Linked DNA regions of Homo sapiens: region 2 is linked to region 1. Evidence: read pairs that join two places in POLR2A ChIA-PET (ENCODE). Cell type or tissue: MCF 10A. All regions are shown on one strand. Each heading gives the region's core, and the rest is flanking DNA. Links, peaks and the distances in the headings are about the cores only.

Region 1 (2,920 bases), core at 240-2,739:
TAAATGTGCTCGAAATCAAACTCAGCATCTTTCCCGGCAAACCTCCTACAGTCTCAGCATCTCCATCCTCTGACTCACCAATGCTCAAAACCATAGTAATCTTTTACATCCCAAAACCAATTGTCGCCAAGCTCTGTCAATACTCCCTCTGGAATGTCTCTTGCATTTGCCTTCTCTGTCCATTCCTACCGCCAAAAGCCTACCATAATCATTTTCTTTTTTTTTTGAAACAGAGTCTCCCAGGCTGGAGTGCATGGGCATGATCACAGCTCATTGCAGCCTCGACCTCCCAGGTTCAAGCAGTCCTCCCATCTCAGCCTCCTGCACAGCCGGAACCACAGGTGCACACTGCCACTCTCAGCTAACATTTGTATTTTTTGTAGAGATGGGGTTTCGCCATGTTGCCCCGGCTAGTCTCGAATTCCTGGGCTCAAGCGATCTGACTGCCTTGGCCTCCCAAAGTGCTGGGATTACAGGCATGAGCTACCGTGCCTAGCCCCATAACCGTTTTCTAACTCATCTCCCGGCCTTCTACCTTTCTGCTCACCCTCGTACCACCCGGTGCCGCTAGAACAATCTTCCTAGCAAAGCTGATCACTCGTGTTATCTTATTTGTCTCCCTGCTCTTCACCACTCAAAAGGTCTAAATTCTTCAGACTGGAATTCAAGCCCTACCACAATTTGATCTTAATCTAGTGCTCAAAACTTATCTCCCATTGTTTTATTCAGAATTAACTGTGCCTTCCTAACAAGTTCCTTGAACCAGCTCTGTACTTTATTACTGTACATTTTTGCTTACATCGTCTCCACTTCCCTACACCTTCTGTGTAAAACACTCTTCCCTTGGGCCGGGCGTGGTGGCTCACGCCTGTAATCCTAGCACTTTGGAAGGCCGAGGCGGGCAGATCACAAGGTCAGGAGTTCGAGACCAGCCTGGCCAACATGGTGAAATTCTGTTTCTATTAAAAATACAAAAAATTAGCCAGGCATGGTATCGCGTGCCTGTAATCCCAGCTACTCAGGAGGCTGAGGCAGGAAAATCGCTTGAACCTGGGAGGCAGAGGTTGCAGTGAGCAGAGATCGCGCCATTACACTCCAGCCTGGGCAACAAGAGTGAAACTCTGTCTCAAAAAAGCAAAAGAAAACAACAACAACGAAAACACCCTTCCCTCAAAGCCCCACCCAGAAATCCTACCCACACTTCCGGGATCCCAAATATCACTTTCTTCATGAAGCCATCCCCACTCTCCCTGGCTGGAATGATGTTTTTTTTCTTCTGTGCCCCATAAGTTCTATTCCACTACTCACACATTCTGTACCACATTATACTATCATTTTGTGAATATACTTTCCTTCCTGCCAGGTGATAAGCTCCTTGAGGATCCGTGTCTTGTTCATCGTTGTTGCTCCTACAGCACTTATTTCAATGCCTTGAACATAGTAGGTTTCCAAGAAAGGTTTGTGGACTTGAATTCTCCAGGGCCTTGTTGCCAATTTGTTCTTGCAACAGAACTAGAATTCAGGTCATCTGATTCCCAGCTCCCTATCCCTTTCCCAATACCATTCTCTCTCTGTCTTCCTTCTATGATTCATTGTCATCTCATCTGAATGACATTTGAAACCGCTAAGGAATTTTATGGAAGAGTGACTAAACAAAAAACAAATGCTGGAATGTATTTTCCATGTAGCTATTTAAGCCAAAGTGAACCTAATGAAGGGGCACTAAAAATCTGATCCTGAATAAAAAATAAAATAGAAACAAACAACAAAAAAAATGGCACATATATGTCTAGAAACGTTTTAGCTTCTTAGGGCTTGATTTTTGGCTTGCATTAATCTTATAGGAGTCCAGTTGCCATGTTTCTTGGTAAGCTATAAAGTTGTAGTCTGGGGGAAGAAATAAAAAACAAATAAGTGGCCGGGTGTGGCAGCACACACCTGTAATCCTAGTACTTTGGGAGGCCAAGGCAGGCAGATTGCTTGAGATCAAGGTTTTGAGACCAGCCTGGCTAACATAGTGAGACCACATCTCTACCAAAAAAGATACAAAAATTAGCTAGGCATGGTGGTGTGTGCCTGTAGTCCCAGCTACTCAGGAAGCTGAGTTGGGAGGGTTGCTTGAGCCCAAGGAGCAGAGGTTGCAGTGAGCTTAGATCTTGCCACTGCACTCCAGCCTCAGTGACAGAGTGAGACCCTGTCTCAAGAAAAAACAAAAACAAAAACAAAGCAAGTAAGTCTATTTTTCTGTTTAAAAGCTCTTAGCAACATTTTTAGCCCCTAATAATATGAGAGGGTTTAAACATTTGGGAACGAGGCCCTGTGGCAAAGCTTAATTTGCAATTATTCCAATCCTCCCCCTGCCTTCCCAACTTGGAAAAATAGCCCAAGGAGCTACTGTTCTAAACTGGGCATCCTCTTCGGTATTTGAAGTTTAAAAAGTAAATTATACCCGTGATACATGTTATATACAAGTATAATATATGTAAAATGCAAATAAAATTGTCATAGCATTTAACAACTAGTAATCGTTAGCATTAATGATATACACACGAGAGTTACTTGTGAGCGAAGAACACTGATGCCCTTAGGAAAAAGAAGATTTTACCAAGTTAAAATATATATTTTAGAGAATGGTTTAATATTTTAGAGAATGGCTTAATATTTCAGAGAATGGTTTCTCTCCTTGACAGTTTTGTCTCTCCTCTCCACTGAAACTTAGAAGAGGGCAGGATTGCTGTGAAGAATGTCCTATTGAGGTTTTCACAAATTCGAATGAAATGGGATGAAATTAAAACCCTCCACTTTACAGGGAAAAGGGATGAAAATGAAGCACTCATTCATCTCAGTCTACTCCATCTCAATCTGAATGTTACAGCAGAGGCTGACCTGTGAATCTAATGTCAATTGTGATAGAATCGTA
Region 2 (2,920 bases), core at 314-2,813, 130 kb before region 1:
AATACATAAAAATGAAAATAAAGAGATGGGGTCTTGCTATGTTGCTTATGCCGGTCTCAAACTCCTGGCATCAAGCAATCCTCACACTTTAGCTTCCCGAGTAATTAGGATTACAGGTGTGAGCCAACTACTGTATTTTTTTATCTGAGTTTGGTTTTAAAAAATCCAGATACAAGTGGACCCATGCAATTCAAACCCATGTTCTTCAAGGGGCAACTGTAAATTGAAACTTCAAACTGATTTAAAATGGAAGGGAAAAATCTCGTTCCCACTCTTATCACAAGGCAAGCACTGTTAATTATTTCTGGTGTATTTTTTCTATATTAAGATATATAAAATAGACTCCATTTTTACACAGAGCAAATAATATATATCATCCTATACCTTGCTTTGTTCATTTAGTAATATAGCAGAAATATTTCCATAATAGCACATGTAGATGTTTTAATCATTGGATGGGCCATAAATTTATTTGTTGCCTAACTGATGAACTTTAAATCATTTCTACTTACACTATTATTATAAACAACATTTCCATCAATATCCTTATACACATGTCATTGGGGACTTGTATGACTCTCTGTAGGATAAATTCCTTTCAATGAAATTGCTGGATCAAAATATATGTACATTTAAGATTGGGTTAATGTTCCTAAATTGTAACCGCCAAAAAAGTTGTTCCTTTATATTCATCGACAGTGTAAGTTTCACTGTAACTTTGCCAAAACTAAGTTTTATTGAATTTAAAAATTTTTGTCACTCATAGGTAAAAATGGTATCACACTGTTGTGACCTGCATTTTTCTAAGCACTAATGAAGCTAAGTATTTTTTCAAGTGTTTTTTCCTTTTTTTTTTTTTTTGGATAGGACGTTGCTCTGTTACCCAGGCTGGAGTGCAGTAGTGGAATCATTACTCACTGCAGCCTCCATCTCCCAAGCTCAAGCAGTTCTCCTGCCTCAGCCTCCCTTGAAGCTGGCACTACAGGCAAGTAACACCATGTCCAGTTAATTTATTTTATTTTTAGTAGAGACGAGGTCTTGCTGTGTTGCCCAGGCTGGTATCAGACTCCTAAGCTCAAGTGATCTTCCCACCTTGGCCCCAAAGTGTTGGGATTATAGGCGTGAACTACCACACCTGGCTTTTTGCCACTCTATTTGTATGAAATATTTGTTCCTATTCTTTATGCCTTTTTTTTTCTTTTTTCCCTCATAAAACTGTAAGATCTTTTAGTAAAATAAAGAAATAAGCACTTTTTCTGTTGGATTGCAACTTTTTCTACTGTGTCATTTGTCTTTGGCTCTATTCATGGTGTGTTCTTGTTGTTGTTGTCATTTTTATTCTTACCATATAAAGGTTTTAAATGTTTTACACAATGTGTTTATCAGCATTTATCTTTTTGGTTTCTGAGTTCTGCCTGTGTTTTAAATGTTAGCTCTTGGCTGGGCATGGTGGCTCATGCCCATAATCCCAGCACTTTGAGAGACCAAGGTGGGAGGATTGCTTGAGCCCAGGAGTTTGAGACCAGCCTGGGCAACATAGTGACACTCTGTCTTTACAAAATAAAATAAAATAAAAATAAGAGCAAAAATTAAAATTAAAAAAAATAAACCTTAGCTCTCTTGCAAAATAGGTCTCTTTGCAGTTGCCATTTTAATGCACCAGAGCTTGATTTGAATTCCCCTGTCACACGGTAGAGGTTAAGAAATTAGGTTTTTCTGTGGAAAGAGAAAACTTACAAAGGGAAAGTCATTAAGAGAAGGGAAGGCACAAGGACCCCATCCTCCCGTCGTCCTCTGGGTGACCTGCTAGCCTCACGAGATGGTTTGCGTTCCAAGGAAGGGAACTCTGTCCTTCTTTGGGTCTCTTTTTTGTATGTAGCAAGTGTGAGAGCAGCCTTATCATGAAAGGAATAATCAGATTATCTTGGCACCAGGCAGCCTGGAATTTATTGTCAGCTGTTTACCAGAGATATCTGGGAAACGCACACAAGCTGCCCAGCATCTAGACTTTGGTTCCTGTGGAATGTTACACAAGGGAAAGGAAGACAGTGGTCCCTTGGGAAGATGAGCTTGTGTACAGTTTCTCAGGCTGAGAGAAGCCCCCTTCCTCAGCCCTAGCTCTCCACACCTGGTTTGAGCTAGCTCATTTCCCAGGCAACACAAAATGAGCACTCAGATTCATTTAAAACAAGCCTCCTCCTTCTATCACGTTAGATTAATGAAGAGCCAGGCAGTAGAGATGCAATAAACTCGTTCTTTCCCCAATTTTTTATTTTGAAAATTTTCAGACCCACAAAGATGGAAGAATAGTACAAGGAATGTGCCTATATGCTTCACCTAGATTCACCAATTATTAACACTTTTTTCACTTTTGCTTTATCTCTTTCTGTAAATATACATTTTTAACCGTTGAAGCATTAGAAAGTAAGTTGAATACTTTACAGTTATTCACTTAAAATAATTCAGCATACATCTCCTAAGAATAAGGGCATTTTCCTCCATTACTACAGTTCCATTTTCAGGCCTGGGAAAATTAACAGTGATTCAATAATAACATCTTTAAGTTCAGATTCAGATTTCTTCATTCGTACCAAATGTCTTTTACATAGCCTTTGATCCAAGATATTAACAAGGTCCATACATTGCATTTGATTCCGTTTCTCTAGTCCAGTGCCCCAAGACAGACTTTTAGCAACGCTTGGAGACATTTTTGATTGTCATGACTGGGTGTGCTACTGGTATCTAGTATCTAGAGACCAGGGATGCCTGCTAAAGAGCCTGAATTCACAGGACAGCCCCCTACAACAAAGAATGACCTAGTCCCAAATGTCATTTAATACCTAAATTGAAAAACCCTGTTCTAGACTATCAAGAACCATTTCCCTACTTTATTTGCTTTTCATGACACTGACTTTTATTA

The links. Peaks named below come from ENCODE experiments on the same cell type or tissue, not always from the same donor. Only the 100,000 strongest peaks of a DNase experiment are listed, where the experiment ranks them.
Region 2: POLR2A ChIA-PET joins it to region 1 with 6 read pairs; 5 of 35 experiments call an interaction of 5 or more read pairs at or near these places.

Annotation. Positions count from the first base shown.
Region 1 is chr7:131,163,411-131,166,330 of GRCh38, reverse strand. It overlaps a transcript of MKLN1 not described here. Among named protein-coding and RNA genes, the nearest start is that of LINC-PINT, 55 kb to the right of the region's middle. RefSeq lists an enhancer at 1,283-2,482. In MCF 10A, for the core only: no CTCF peak of the experiment used is centred there; a DNase peak (open chromatin) is centred at 1,560.
Region 2 is chr7:131,293,825-131,296,744 of GRCh38, reverse strand. It overlaps a transcript of MKLN1 not described here. Among named protein-coding and RNA genes, the nearest start is that of MKLN1-AS, 32 kb to the left of the region's middle. In MCF 10A, for the core only: no CTCF peak of the experiment used is centred there; no DNase peak of the experiment used is centred there.